Linked DNA regions of Mus musculus: region 1 is linked to region 2. A link is a loop called in an ENCODE intact Hi-C map of the cell type or tissue named here. Cell type or tissue: left cerebral cortex. All regions are shown on one strand. Each heading gives the region's core, and the rest is flanking DNA. Links, peaks and the distances in the headings are about the cores only. Region 1 overlaps Gm41424 (a long non-coding RNA gene). Region 2 holds the start of Snai2 (snail family zinc finger 2).

Evidence for each region. Hi-C counts contacts between places; a loop is a spot of excess contacts. Peaks named below come from ENCODE experiments on the same cell type or tissue, not always from the same donor. Only the 100,000 strongest peaks of a DNase experiment are listed, where the experiment ranks them.
Region 1: it touches region 2 in a loop (9-fold over the local background); 7 of 42 quality-filtered maps call a loop at or near these places.

Annotation. Positions count from the first base shown.
Region 1 is chr16:15,517,977-15,526,105 of GRCm38, reverse strand. The region is part of intron 1 of Gm41424 (a long non-coding RNA gene); the gene reads left to right. Among named protein-coding and RNA genes, the nearest start is that of Gm41424, 7.0 kb to the left of the region's middle. In left cerebral cortex, for the core only: a CTCF peak has its summit at 5,011; a DNase peak (open chromatin) is centred at 4,939.
Region 2 is chr16:14,699,264-14,707,392 of GRCm38, reverse strand. It overlaps Snai2 (snail family zinc finger 2), which reads right to left and starts at 1,541. Exons shown (of 3, transcript NM_011415.3): 1 at 1,341-1,541; 2 at 134-682. The coding sequence starts at 1,419. In left cerebral cortex, for the core only: a CTCF peak has its summit at 1,876; DNase peaks (open chromatin) are centred at 1,112, 1,603, 1,807 and 2,121; H3K4me3 peaks cover 1,449 bases; H3K27ac peaks cover 237 bases.

The DNA of each region.
Region 1 (8,129 bases), core at 3,581-6,080, 820 kb before region 2:
CCGGATGTCTGGAGCCCGAAATGGCATCTGCCTCAGTAGCTCTGTGGCTTCTGCCTGTCCTAGAAGCTGTTAGCTTCTGTAGTTCATATTCTTACCTGCACAGACTAGTCTCTGCGGGATCAGGAACCGGAGTAGGTATTTTTTCCTCCCAAGAATATATGATGTATATTTCTTCACATCAAGAAAATATTTTGTGTGGATGTTTTGTTGGACTACACTCTTTAGGGAATTTTGCCTAAAAGTGTACAAAATAAAGGGTGTCATGTGTAGTCAGGCAAGATGGGAACCTGTAAAATTGTCTACTCTGACTAGGGTGGTGAAGGTCAAACAATGTAAACTTTCTAGGGGCCATGATGAAACTACAGAAGCTATAAGAGATCTAGAAAGGGTAGTAATTATTTTCCCATTTTAAGTTCCTTTCAACAACCCAATATGGCTTGTGAAAAAGCCATATGGCTCCCAGAGAATTGTCAATTACAGACAGCTAAATAACATAGTTCCCTGACCCTATCCTGCTGCTATACCAAATATTGCTCTTTTAATTGAATAACTAATATGAGTGATGGAATCTTTCCATGGTGGTGTATTAGACATTAGTAATGCATTTATTTATTTACCTATTTATTTATTAATTTAGTATTCTTTTAACTGTTGGGTGCCAAATCCTATTTGTGTTCACATGAAATTGTTAACAGTAGACATTCAGAGTTCTTTTATAGTCACAGTCTCACTATTTTTCATGGGATGGTATCCCAGGACCTTGCTTTGTTATTCTGTCCACCATCTGTGAAGAGGTTTTATTATATGGATGGCATAATGCTAACTTCTGGGTGTTTGCAGATCTAGAAAGGTATGAGAAATGCATCTAAAGAAACAAGTTAGGAGATCAATCCACAGAATATTCAATGGCCAGGCACAATTGTAAAATTCTTGGGGGTATTATGGTCTTGTAAAACACATATGATATGTGACAATGCTATTGACAAAATCCTAAAGCAGCCTGTACCTGTACATGTAAGGAGCTATGGGCATTTTGAGAACTCTTGGGATATTGGCAGATTTTTATGCCCCATCTTGCCTATGCTGTCCTTCCTATGTATAACTTGATAAACAATGCTATATGTGGTTGGGGAAGAATACCTCATAAAGATTTTAAAAAGACAAAGATCCTTATAGGACAGGCTACATAGCTATTTGCCCCACTACCTCAGTGTCCTTGTCTGTTAGAAGTCAATCTGCAACAAGAGCAGATGGTTCCAGTAGTGTTTGGTCTCAGACAATGAAAGTAGCAGAAGCTCAGTGCACAGCACCAGAACAGCAGGTTTAAGAGGTATAAAAAGCATTGCAATGGTAAAAAAACAGCTTAACCAATGAAGAACTGGACTGAAGGCCTCCTGGCCAAACCCCTTTGTTGTGTAGCACAGAATCAAATGCTACAAATGTGGCATGCTTTCTTCCAGCGTGGTATATGCAAACCCTATCACCAAGGCCATGTAGGCTGTCCCAGGAGCAGTGTGCTTTAAAGCCACAGAGAATCCTCCAGCAATTGAACCAACAACTAAACCAGATGAAGTACTGGAAGGGATACTACTCATTCCTGTAGATACCTGGTACAAAGATGGTGCTGGTACACACCAAACAAGAGTGGATAGCTGTAGTGATACAAATGAAAACAGATACCATGTGACTAAATGAAAAGTAGCCAGTGGGCTGAGTTAAGAGCCCAATGAATAGTAATAACTCATGAGACTTGGCTTGTGACAATTTGTACTGACATTTTGTCTGTAGATAGAGAACCCACTTTATGAATAACCCAGTGGGAAAAGGAGGACTGGCAGGTGCTGGGTTGGCTATTATAAAGGCAACAAATATAGAAAGAGATATATAACAGAGTTCAACAGGAATCAGAATTCCTGATAATTTTCCATGTGGCAGTCCATAAACTTTCCCTGGAAATCAGTAAGCAGATGCCCTTACCAAAGTTCAAGCCATTTCTAATTCAGGGCATGTAGCCTCCCTCAGCCTTGAAGCAGGCTGATTCAGACTTTGCTGCCACTGAATATGGAGATCACCTGGGGTGTAGCCTTCTGACTTAGATGGCTCTATTGTTATGTCAACTACAGCTGCTCTTTGAGACTCTGCTACTTGCTGAGAAACCCTTGAAACATTCTGGAGACACCTACAGGCTGGCTCCAGGCATCAGGAATGGATTGTCTGGGGATGGGCCTTCCCCCTTTATAAGCACAGTCTCTTAGTAAACTTGGGGGCCTTGATCAGAGAAAAATTTGTCTTGGCCTCTTTCTTTTCTCACCAACTAGTCTCTTTCAGCCCCAGCCTGCCTTTCAGGAGTACCCAGTTTGTGTGGCCGTGGGCGGTCACAAGGGCATGTCTCAAGGCAGGAACATGGAGGTAGGAACTGAAACAGAGGACATGCAGGAATGCTGCTTATCAGCTTGTTCAGTCTGTTTTCCTTATAAAACCCAAAGTTGAGGAGCGACATTAAAGGCTTCTGTAACAACACCCCTTCCCCAAAGAAAAAAGAAACAGTCTAGACAGGAAGATTATGATAATCATATGTAGTTCTTCACAGTTTTGGACTTCTGGTAAGGGGATGGGAAAGGACTTAGTTATCTATAGGGAGAAGGCCACTCTAGTGGGTATATGGCAACCCAGTTTGCACTTGGCATATTTGGGAGGTGGAGTGTAAAAGTAAGAGGGTGGACCTAGGATGAATAGGATGCAAATGTGATCAGAATGCATTGTATAATATTCTCAATCAGTAAAAACGTTATGTTAGAAAGAAAATGACAAGAAAACAAACAAACAAACAAACAAACAAACAAACAAATCAGAACCACCTTCCTAGGGGCAGCACCACTTATAGTGATCTGGGTCCCCCATATCAATCACTTAAAAAAAAAAGCCCTAAAGATTTGTCTATCAGCCAATCTGATAGTAGCAATTCCTTTTTTCTAGATGAATCTTCCTGTATTAAGTTAACAAAATACCCCCAAACAAACAAATAAAAATACAAAGTACAAGATCTACACTACTTCTAAATAATTGCATGGATTCTCACATAGCATTTCTTGATAGCTTGGGTATTAGTTGGCTAGTATTGTGCCTTACATTAATGTCAGTATTGAGTGTACCATTTAGACTGCTAATTCTTGTCCCATAGCCAAATTATCAGCCTGGATGTTATCATGACCTCAATATTTGGGTCACGATTCCTAGCACAATGATAACATATTCACACATGTCCAAGAAAGGTTTGGGCATGTCTAGGAGCCCTGCTTGATTTCTTAGGTTTGGTCTTCTCATTTTGTCCTGGATTTCCTGGATGTTTTGAGTTAGGATCTTTTTGCATTTTGCATTTTCTTTGGCTGTTATGTCCATGTTCTCTATGGAATCTTCTGCATCTGAGATTCTCTCTTCCATCTCTTGTATTCTGTTGCTGATGCTCACATTTATGGTTCATTATTTCTTTCCTAGGGTTTCTATCTCCAGTGTTGTTTCCCTTTGGGTTTTCTTCATTGTTTCTAGTTCCATTTTTAGATTTTGGATGGTTTTGTTCAATTCCATCACCTGTTTTGTAGTGTTTTCCTGTAATTCTTTAAGGGATTTTTGTGTTTCTTCTTTAAGGACTTCTACCTGTTTAGTAGTGTTTTCCTGTAGTTCTTTAAGGGATTTTTTTGCTTCCTCTTTAAGGCCTTATACCTGTTTAGCTGTGTTCTCCTGTATTTCTTTAAGTGAGTTATTAATGTCCTCCTTAAAATCCTCTACCAGCATCATGAGATATGATTTAAATCTTTCTTTTCAGGTGTGTTGGGGTATCCAGGACTCACTGTGGTGGGAGTGCTGGGTACTGATCATGCTGAGTGGTCTTGTTTTCTGTTAGCAAGATTGCTACGTTTGCCTTTTGCCATCTGGTAATCTCTGGCGTTAGTTGATATATCTGTCTCTGGCTGGAGCTTGTTCCTCCTGTGATTCTGTTAGCCTCTGTCAGCACTCCTGGGAGTCCAAATCTCAAATGAGTCTCAGTGGTCAGAGTACTCTCTGCAGGCAAGTGAGCAGAGGTCTGGAGCTCAGCTATGCCTCCTGGCTGAAGATGAAGCCCCAAAAGGGACCCTGTCCCAGAAGCTATGTCGCTTCTGCCACCAGCATGCTCTCCTGCTCGGACTGGTCTCTTTTTTTTTTTATTTACATTTCAAATGTTATCTCCTTTCCTATTTTCCTCTCTGAAAATCCCCAGCCCCTCCCCCCTCGCCCTGCTCCCCAACCTACCCACTCCCACTTCTTGGCCCTGGCATTCCCCTATACTGGGGCATAGAACCTTCACAAGGGCCTCTCTTTCCATTGATGACTGACTAGGCCATCCTCTGCTATATATGCAGCTAGAGACATGAGTGTGTCCCCCCCCTCCAACAATGTGTTTTCTTTGATTGGTGGTTTAGTCCCAGGGAGCTCTGGGGGGGTGGGGGGTACTGCTTAGTTTATATTGTTGTTCCTCCTATAGGGTTGCAAACTCCTTCAGCTCCGACCAAGGCAACTCTTATAAAGGAAAACATCTAATTGGGGCTGGCTTACAATTTCAGAGGTTTGGTGTCTGATCATTGTGGCAGGAAGCATAGCAGCACCTGGGCAGACAGTGCTGAAGGAGCTGAGAGTTCTACATCTTGATCTGAAGGTAGCAGAAGGAGACTGTGTTCCCCGGGCAACCTTGCTTATAATTAGATCCTTTACTTGAAGACACCTCAGCCACTTGAATTTCTCATTGAATTTTCCCTATCAGACTCCTTATGTTCCAGTGTGAGCAGCTCCAACTCAGATTTTCATGTTTTCACAGCAGCTGGCACTCATGAGCTTTTTTTCTGTTCAGATTTAGGTCCCCCAGCCTATGATACTTCTTTAGAACCTCAACGTTCCAGATTCATGGGCATCTTGTACAGAGCTCATTCTGAAGGGAGCAAAGCACTTCCTTTCTTCTTATTACTAAACTGTGGTTTGCTCCGTGAGTCAGTAGAAGGCACTCCAGTTCTGTTGATTACAGTAGATGGAAGACTCAGATGTTGCTTGGGAGAAAGATGTACTTCCCCACAGGTACTGAGGAGTGGAGATAGCACACAGCATGATGCTGCTCTTTAAGGCCCAGCAGACACTTTTGCAGCTGAAACTCTAAGCTTTACAGTTCCAGTAAGGCAGAATTACTCAAATTCTGCAGCTGATCAACTTATATTGCACCTTCTAGAATGATTTCAAATGCACACCCAGGTGATGGACACAGATATGAAATTCAAAAACAGAAAGCCAACAGCTGTCACATAAGCCTTAGTCAAGCTTCTGTCAATGTTAGGACTGCCCACTCCCAAGACTTGTTTGAAAGACAGGAACTATAGCCAGCTTACACCCATTGGTGCTCAGCATGTGAAATGCCCCTTTCTTTCATAGATGCAATTCAAAAAGCCACAACACTGAAGTGACTATGAGGCCCTTCATTTCCCGGATCCACAGAGAGGTTTAATAGAAACAGAATAGCAAGGACAAGTTTTTCTAGTGGGATCAGCGGTATCTGTAACTTGTTCTTCCATGAGATGGAACTGACTGTCACTAAAGACTCCTTCAATTCTATAGACAGCATTGAAAATCCATGATATGAACTATTTAAGGAACTTATTTATATACATGCACCTGATGATCCTATCCTGATTTTCCTCTTATGGTGTGTAAGGAATTCTTTGTATGAAAGTTTTAAGTGTTTGTGAAAAAGTAGGGAAAATAATGATGTTGGCTGGTTCCTTATAGCATATTTGGACAGAGTTACAAAAGAAAAAAATAAACAGTAATAAAATTTATTAGTTATCAATGCATATAAATAATCTAAAGGTTTCTAAGTGTGCAGTGCAGAGAATCTTTTCTCCTGAATCCATAGAGCTCAAATCACAGGAACCCAACCCAAGACCTCACTATTTAGTTTGCTGAGGTATAATTCAAATTTAATTGCCAACCTCATAGAATGTGAGGAGTTAAACCAAATACACTTATTGAAAAAGAATGGATTCCTGTAACTTGGGATAATGATGTGTGGGAGGATCCTAAGCAGGTTTAAGGCATTGAATCCTCTGAATCCAATGAGTCACATTGTTCAAAGAAATAGTCTGCCCATGCTCAGTAGTATGATACCTTTGTACCTCTATTCCCAGTCTATGCAGTGTTCCCTCTCTGCCTTTGCCTAAGAGAATTAATTCATTCTCTTCTGAAGAGCAGCAGATGTCAGACTGCTGCTCTTGTCCCTAAGAAACCACCTATCTCTGTTTCTAGACCTATAACTAGACTCAGGGCTAAGGAATCACCTAGAGGTGAAATATGACCTATGAGGAGGCGTGCCACACCACTAAAGAATTTAATGAGTTTGCTAATTAATTTAAGCAGAAACCTGGGGGATATATATGACCACAGATTATAAAGGTATAAAATAATGGTGAATGGAACACAAAGTCGGATCAGGCTGAGTTTATCAATGTAGACCCATTGAGTTTATTTGATTGATTGTTGCGCAAATGCCTGATGTACCTCTGTTTAGTGTTGATGAAAGGATTTTAAGCTTTAGAGAAATTGGAATGCTTGAGTGGATTCATTGCTTAAAACCTAATCCTGAGGGTGAGTCCATGATCATTATGGCGAGGAACTTGGCAACAAGTAGGCACTCAGGATGAGAGGGAAGGGGTGGTGGTTGGGGAGGGAATGACTGGATATGGCACGGGCTTTTGAAATATCAAATTCCATCCCCAATGACACACCTCCTTCAACAAAGCAATACCACAAAATCTGTTCCTAACAGTTCTATCAACTAGGGATCAGGTATTTAAATGTATAACTCTGTGGTAACCATTCTCATTCAAACTCTGACAATTGTCAACCTGACTATATTTTGGAATTGACTAAAATCCAAGCACACAGGCATGCCTGTGAGGGGTTCTCTTGATTAGATCATTTGAGGTGGGAAGACCCACCCTAAATCTTGACCTCACATTCTGGTATCAGCCTACATAAAGGATATGGAAAAAAGAAACTTGCTTTTTGCCTGCTTGCCATCATTCTTCCTGGCAAGTTCATCTATTCTTTTGCTGAGGGGTTTCTTCACTGGTACTAGAAACTATTTCTTCAGGATTCCAGTGTAGATTGAAGATCAGCAGCTCTCTAAGAATCCTCTGGGACTCTAACACCGTATTTGTACTTCTGAGCCTTCTGGGCAACTACTAGATTCTTGGCCTTTCCATTGGTAGATTAGTTGAACTATAGCCTCTAACCTACTCTAATAAATCTCCTTTGAATATCACACATACACACACACACGCACACACACACAGACACACAGACAGACACACACACACTTTTTTTTTTAAAGATTTATTTATTTATTATATGTAAGTACATTGTAGCTGTCTTCAGACACTCCAGAAGAGGAAGTCAGATCTCGTTATGGATGGTTGTGAGCCACCATGTGGTTGCTGGGATTTGAACTCTGGACCTTCGGAAGAGCAGTTGGGTGCTCTAACCCACTGAGCCATCTCACCAGCCCACACACACGCTTTTAAATATTATCAATTGCCTTCCTTTAGAGAACCTGACTAATACAAACCCCTTCTACTTTCCATCTGAAAATAGGCTAGCTGGGATATGAGACAAAGCCTGGGTTGAATCTGTGTGCATGAATATCCAGTGGAGGTTGGCACCTGCTGGTTCTTCAGGAACTGAGAAGTAGTGTGCTGAGTTTTTTTGTGTGTGGGCCACAAGGTATAGGGTTATCGGTGAGATTGTGATACATGTGTATTTCCATCCATATACACACATATGTTTTTCTGAGAAGTCATTTGTGTCTTTCATCTGCTGTCCAAATATGTCAAAACATTTTATTACCATTTTATACTTTATATTTTGTTTATATCTTACTTACCTGAAATAGTTTTTTAGCATTCTCTTATAATAATTTCATTTTAACTTGCTTGAGCTTCTTATTAAATATCATAGTAATTCCCATTGAGTTTTTTGTTTGCTAAATGTTTCTCTTGAACTGCCTGCATGTCCTGGACTGCATGTCCTGGCCCAGGTGACTTAGCTGCAGTCAC
Region 2 (8,129 bases), core at 495-2,994:
TTAGAGCAGAAAGCAGCTATCAGTGGTTCACCTTATGAAAAACACCCCCTGTCAGTCCCTTAAGACACCCCGCAGACAGCTCTGTCACACCACTGTTTGAGCTGAGAGGCATGGTTTTCTACATTTCTCTTACCAGTGTGAGTTCTAATGTGTCCTTGAAGCAGCCAGGGTCTGGAGAAAGCCTTGCCACAGATCTTGCAGACACAAGGCAATGTGTGGGTTCGAATGTGCATCTTCAGGGCACCCAGGCTCACATATTCCTTGTCACAGTACTTGCAGCTGAACGATTTCCTAGACTGGGCATCACAGTGCAGCTGCTTGTGTTTGGCCAGCCCAGAGAACGTAGAATAGGTCTTATTGCATAAATTGCACTGAAACTTCTCAGCTTCGATGGCATGGGGGTCTGAAAGCTTGGGCTGCAGTCTCTCCTCTTCGTCACTAATGGGACTTTCTGAACCACTGTGATCCTTGGATGAAGTGTCAGAGGAAGGCGGGGGACTTACACGCCCCAAGGATGAGGAGTATCCAGTAAGAGGAGAAAGGCCACTGGGTAAAGGAGAGTGGAGTGGAGCTGCCGACGATGTCCATACAGTAATAGGGCTGTATGCTCCCGAGGTGAGGATCTCTGGTTTTGGTATGACAGGTATAGGGTAACTTTCATAGAGATATGGGGAAATAATAACTGGAAGAAAGAAAAGGAAGGAAAGAAAAAATTAAGGCAAAATATTTTTAAAATATATGTACACAGTCTGAGAGAGACCATAACAACATGCAGGAGACTCCATAGGAGACTCTCTAGTGAAGACAGCCTTACTCACAGGACACACATAAAGTCTTCCCTTCACCTGGGCTTACTGTCCTCGTGCAGGCTGACAGTTGCCCTGACTAACCTTCATTCTGGACTAGCCTTGCTGTCCCAATTTAGAACGAAGAACTAGACACTATATTAAAACTTTTTATAAAGTTGCTTTTCATTTTATGCGTGGGCTGTTCTAGCTGTACCGTGCCTGTGGCGGGTAATGGCATGCACGAATCCAGCTGCTTTCCCAAGTGCTTGGCTTCAGGAGATTGCTGCTCAGGCGAGGGGAAGGGTGCGATCACGTCCGTGCACTCCTTTTGCGTACACACAGGCTCAGAGAACTATACTGCCCGACCGGAAGGAAGCTTTCCTTGTCAGCAAAGATCTCAAAGGTTTTGAATTAAAACTTAACCTAAGTAATCAAGAGACTGCAAGGACAGTTTTGGCACAGCATTAAAAGGAAAGCGGCCCGGTGTGTTCTCTGAGTCAAGCAATAGAACCGCGGTTTACTCGCGCACAGATTTACAGAGGCGATTTTTACCTGTGTGTGTGTCCAGTTCGCTGTAGTTGGGCTTCTTGGAGGCGTTGAAATGTTTCTTGACCAGGAAGGAGCGCGGCATGGTGGCTGCGGGCGGGCGCGGGCGGATAACGGTCCAGGCGGCGGTCCTATAGCATCGCGGTGGCTCAGGTGCGGCGGGGGACAGGCAGGCGCCTCTGAAGTCACCCGGCTCCCTGCCCGACTGAGCTCCTCTGGGCGGGGAGGCGCCTTCTCCGTTGCTTTTTCTAGAAGTAACCAATCACAGCCAAGAGGTTCAGATTTCAGCTCCTCCTTCTGGAACAGCTGTGAATAGAGGAAGACTCTGTTGTCAGACTAAATTTTTCTGGTTCAAAATGGGCTGCTCATGGCATTTCAGTGGAGGCTCAAAATACATTAAATGTTTTCAAGAAAGGAAATCTCGGTTCTTGAGCACTGGGGAAACGTGTTTCCGCTAGGTGACCTACGGCGACTTGGCTTCCAGATGTGGGCAGTGCCTGGCAAGGCGAGGGCGGGAAGGAAGGGCGGCCCTCCGGACTGGGACCGCGCAGCCCCTAGTGGCCAGAGAGTCTATATTTGGAAGTTGCGTCTGGAGGGGGGTTATTGCACACAAGCAGCTGTAGGCTCTGGCTTTTGGGAAAGGAAGGTAAAGGCTCCCCGCAGCTGCCACAGCAGGTCTAGGGCGGCGTGCCAGAAAGTTAACTTGCTGATCGCTGCGTTAGACACTTGAAAGTAAAGCCTTACAGCCTACCCCAGGAACTGGAAGAGTGTAAAGATAAAAGGGAAGGCTGGTGCAGACTCCGACAATAGGCAAACTCTGGAAGAAGTATGGAAAGTTCTGATGAAGACATGTGACAAGACTTCCTCCCTTTGTAGCGCATGGTATTTTAGAGAAAGAAAAAAAAATATGAATCTCTACTGACAATTCTTAGTGTCTGCCGTTACTTAGTGGTGTTTTCTTTAGTCTTCAAAAGCCTCCCCCTTCCTCACGCCACATCCCTGGTTTGCATTAAAAGATGGGGTAAAGGATTCTTTTGCCAAGTTCTTTGACTGGCAGTTTAGGTAGTCCAGTAGCCAGCCGGTCACTTCACTTGCATTTGCACATAGGGGTAGGTGTAAAAATACTCCGAAGTGATTCATTTTAAAAGTGCAGTTTTCACTGTGCCCACAGGCAACTCTGTTTATTTCAATGTTACCCTGACTCTTCCCAACAAAATTGCAGAATCCAATTCCCCCACCTCCCCACCCCAAGACAACTAACTTTTTTTTCGTAACAGGTGCTGGAAGAAAACAGCGGAAACAGAATACCACCAGCGATGTTGAGACTTGCAAGAGAAAAGTGCATTGTCAAGCAGCATAACTTCTTAATCTGGGGATGAGAAAACGGGCGTGTGAGCGGGGGAGGGGGAAACCCGCAGACTTCCTGGGTTAATTTCAATGATTCCTCTTTCTCTTTACAATAGTCACTGATTTCAATGTCAAATACAGAAAGATATTTATATGAATCCTTAAACTAAGGGAACTGAATCTGCAGGTGACAAGAAAACAAGAAAATGTATTAGATTTCTTTCTAAGCTACCATGAGTATGGATCAGAGCTGGAGTCTGAGTTGACCTATTTCTAGTGGGTTTGCTCAGATTTAGACACCTGCTCTATAGGGCAAGAAATCTTGCCCCTTCCACCTAATTTCCAGTAAAACACACCGTTTGTTTTTTATCTAGTATTGAAAGAGGGCACAAAGCCACACATGACAACAGGGAACGCCAGAAGATAACCTGCTAAAGTGAGTTGTTGCAATTTAAAAAATCATTAACGATTCATTGTGCTTTTAAAGAACCAGTGAATTTGAAACAGGGAAACCAGCCCCTTTGTGTCCAAGGACCCAGGGGTTGTGTTAAATTACAGACTGCAGTCAAGTAACCTGTGTGTTCCAGATTGTGCTAGCCAGTATTGAGCTCAACTGATCTGATTCATGCCTTATCTATGTGAGATGTGTCCCACTGGCCGCAGGAGGAAGTCCACCGGCTGATGACATAAATCATGTTAAACAGAAGCTCTGCTTGGGCACAGCAGAGGAAAATTGATATTAAACTGATGTAATGAAAATGCAAGAATGGAAGCTTATCATACCCAAGGCCAGGTGGGAGGACTCTGCTATAACGGTTTCTCCCTGCAGACTTCAATAGATTGGGGTGCTGCTTTTAGTCACAGACTGCAAGATTTTGTTTGTGCAAGGCAGGGATTTGTCCTTAGATACACCAACATTTTAAATACTTCATTCTGTATTCATAGAAAAGGAGGGAAATAGACATAAAGAGAGACTGCGAGACAGACAGACACACACATACAGTCATACACAGATAAATCAATAGATGGATAGATGGATAGATAGATAGATAGATAGATAGATAGATAGATAGATAGATGATAGATAGATAGATAGATAGACTGATAGACTGACTGATTGATTGATTGATTGATTGATTGATTGATTGAAGTTAGTGGTGGGTAGCCTTTGCCAAACCAAGAAATTAGTCCTAAGCTGGAGAGAAACTGATGTTCCTTAATTAGGTAGGTTATAGAAATAACTTATAAGAGAGATACTTCTTGTGGAAGAGAACCCCAGCCAAGTCAAACTAGAGATGTCAGGTAAGTTAAATTAAGGAAGGCTAAACCTTAGAGTTTAAAATGTAATCTAAGGAAATAAATGGTCACAAATTCCTATAGCCTTTTTTAGTGGGCTTCATAACTTTTCTTCAAGCTTAAACCCACTGGAAGGTAATCTTGACTTGTTTCCCATAAAACTGACTCCTGAATCTCATGGGACCCTGGAAAGTTCATACCATCTCATTTTTCTCATTCTCTCATTTCCTGTACTTTCTAGAGTAGCTGACTAGGATGATTTGAGTCTTTCCCACAAGGCTTCCTGAATTCTTGGGGTATTTTTCCCTCCTGACTCCAGGCGGGCTGGCTTCTTCTCTTCTCTTCTCTTCTCTTCTCTTCTCTTCTCTTCTCTTCTCTTCTCTTCTCTTTTCCCTTTCCTTCCCTCCCCTCCCCTCCCCTTTCCTCTCTTCCCCTTCCCTCCCCTCCCCCTCCACTCCCTCTTCCCCTCCCTTTCTTTCTTTCTTTCTTTCTTTCTTTCTTTCTTTCTCTTTCTTTCTTCCTTTCTTCCTTCCTTCCTTTCTTTCCAGAGAAGACATGGTCATATTCTTTCAGCAGAGAAATGTCTTGGTTGGAATAGTTGGTATTTATACTATACACATGTAGGTCTTCACATATATAGAAAGATAGTGGATGGAAGCTGTCTGTTATGTTAAGAAAATGAAGTCAATCTATTTCCAAGTGAAATACCTAGGCCATGAAAAAATAGGATATCCCATATAGTGCTGGGCCCATCCCTAAAGTGAACCATAGTTCTTTGGAGGCACAGCACATGGCAGGATCATTAATACCTGTTGTGAAGAACGTGAATTGATGAAAAGTCATTGGGTTAGTCAGTAGTATCTGTACACTACTACAAAATACTATTAATTTTAAAATATGCTGGATAGGAACAAATTTTTATAATATTAACTGGAGCTTCGTTGACAGTGGTATAATTTCCTTTGTGGGTTTGTGCATGTTTATATATCTATATGAATTTAGACATATTTTCACTCCTTATTTTTAATTCAACTCAGTCTCTGAAAAAGTAAACTATCCCTTAAAATTATAGAAGTAACATTTCCTACACATACTAATTGACTTTACATTTAACTAGATAAATATTCTCTAGCATAAAAGGCAAATTTAGCAGAATCCTATGGCCATGCAGTATTCTGCTTATATACTTCGAATTGTATATTGAAGACTGTCGTTGCAATATGGAAAAAAATTACACACACACACACACACACACACACACACACACGAAAAGAGAGAAAGACAGAAAAAGAGATCATGTTTTCCCGTCGTTAAAGCTGGGCAGGTGTGTGTGCATGTGTGTGTGTGCGCATGCTTGCACCTATTGAATTTGGAATAAAAACAGTACCAATGAAAATGATGTCGGGATGCCATCCCCTGGTTAGGGATTTTTATCATTTCTTATGTATTCACTAGACAGACCCTTCCTTATCTACTAACTTTCTCTGTCTCTCAGAAGTGAGCAGGAATGCTACTCGTTGAGTAAATATCTGCACATTTGGTCAGCACTATTCGAGATATTTTAAATAGGAAGTCTTCTTTAACCTGAGAAAAAAATTTAATAGGGTGCTTTCTGCTACTCATCTGTATTTAACCTCTTTTTCCTCTTGTAGAATTTGAGTTTCCTTTCCTGCTGGGTAGAGACAATGTGAATAGTCCTTCACCTCGAGTTCACCTCTTTAGTGCTTGGTTTATACTTCTGCAGAGTAATAATGATGCTATCTATCCAATGAACAAGAAAGACTGGAAAATGTTATACCTGCCTGTATTTTATACACGGGCTCAGAGATACGTGGTTGCAAAGAGACACCTACTGGTCAGCTTTGGAAGTGATAGAGTTTTCTTTTCTTTTCTCTAACTTCTTGACAACATCTGCCACCTAGTGGAAAATAGGTTAACACGACTGTACATTAAACATCCTAATTTTTTAATCACTTCAATTTTAAATAAACTTAATTGTTTTAAATTTATTGGTATGTTCTTAACTTTAAAACTTACAATGTGACATTGCACCACAAGTTACAGTTACTTTATAAGTGAACATAGTTTTGGCATGATCAGACATTAGAAATATTTTTATTTTTAATTTTGAGTCAGCTTCTCACTATATAACCTCTGGCTGGCTTTGGATACTATGCACACATCCATCCCAAATCTAGAAGTGGATGAAGTAATAGACACAGAGTTGTTTTCAACCCTTATGCCTTTTCCAGCTTAGCTCGGCTCCAATACAGTGCTGTAATATAGAACCGGACAACACTCAGTTCTATAGGATCATATGATCATGGATAATGCTAAGAATAGCCTCTTTTTGAGTAAAGATTTACTTTTTAAAAAACTTTTGTATCTGCATGAAAGTATGTGCTCTTACGTACAGGTGTCGGTGGAGGTCAGAAGAGAGTGACAAGTTCTCTAGAGCTGGAGTTATAGAGATTTGTGAGTCACCCAACATGGATATTGGAGCAGAACTTAGGTCTTCTGTAAGAATAAAAAGTTCTGTAAGCAACTGATCCTTCTCTGCAGTCCCAGATGGTTAGTGTGAGCTTGCCAAGATACCACACATTTTTATATGCATTATTTCAGTGACCATCTCTCAAATTGTTAATCCTATAAAATATTGTTAATCCTATAAAATATTGTCCTTGTTTTTAGAAGAAAAAATAAAGTCACAAATTGTCTTTATCAAATTACACTGATATTAAACAGTGAGTATACTTTATTCATTCCTTGATATTTTCATAAATATATCTTCATCTTATTCACCCTCCATTTCTTCTCTCCAACTCATCCATAACACATCTCCTTCCTGACCTCATTTCCTTTTTGGTTTTCATTTATTTGTTCATGGTTTTTTTTTCTTTAAATCCATGGAGTTCAATTACTTCTACCCATTTGTGTGGCCATCCACTCGGGAATATGGAGCCAACTGGTTATTTCTAAAGAAAAGTGACTTTTGCTGTCCCTAGTAAAGATCATTTCTCCATAAACGCCTTCCATACTAAAATTTTAAGTGGCTTGGTCTTGTAGAGGTTTCATGCAGGTAACCATAGCTACTGTGGGGCATGTATGCTACTTTTTGTGTAAAAATTTACTTTTATTTGTTTTTATTTACTAGGAAGTAGTATGGTCTTTTGTACTATCTTCATCTTCTCAGAAATTTATATTTGTATACTTTCAATACACTTTACTAGAGGATTCTATGCCAAATCATATATGTGAGTTAAACAAATGAAGGATCAACAAGACAAAGAAAGACTCAGATTTTACCTTGAAAAAACAATGGCTAAAGATAATTTGTTACTAAACCTTTGGTTTCTTTACACTTTGTATTTTCTTACACTGAATGGCTTGAAGACATACATAGTTCATGTTGCAGGAAATAGTAAAAGAAAGTGGCATTTTCCTTCATTTCTCCGAGCTACTCTCAGCCCCTGAGGTCTTGCCAGCCAGTTTTTATCTTGTGGAGACTCTCTGACTCAGTGCTCCAAAATCTGTCTACCCAACTCACTCACTAAGTTCCCACTGGTGGGTTGTTATGGTGCGAGCTTTGTGCTTCAAAACCCCCATGGTGCACATCTGGCAAACCCATGCTTTGCCTCCATACCTTTCTCCCTTGAACCCAGCCAAATTGCCACATGAAGGAAAACACCACACAAACTTAGTTCAGAAACAATGATATCGCTGGGTGCAACAACTAGAATCCTGTAATCTTGTAAGCCATATTAAATCTGAATCCTCCGGTAGCAAATCCGCCATGATTTGCCATATAAGCTCAGAGATACTAGGACCTAAATCTTGTCCTCTCTCTATCCCAATCCAAAAAGCCCCTAACTCTCTCCTGCTTCCTCTCTTTCTCCATTCAACCTGGAAGTCCCTCCTACTTACCCAGTGATTGGTTCCTTTATTTATTTGGAGGAAGATTCACAAGAAGTCACCTGAGAATGTGACTCATTCCTTGTTCCAGATAGCCCCTTCTGGAAAACTAACATCGAAATAAACACATCACCAGAGCCATCCACAACAGGTTCATATGAAGCTCTTGAAGCAGGATCAGAAAGATGGATCACTGTGTAAAGGTTCTTGCTATCAAAGCAAAGCTGAGTTCAGTCTCAG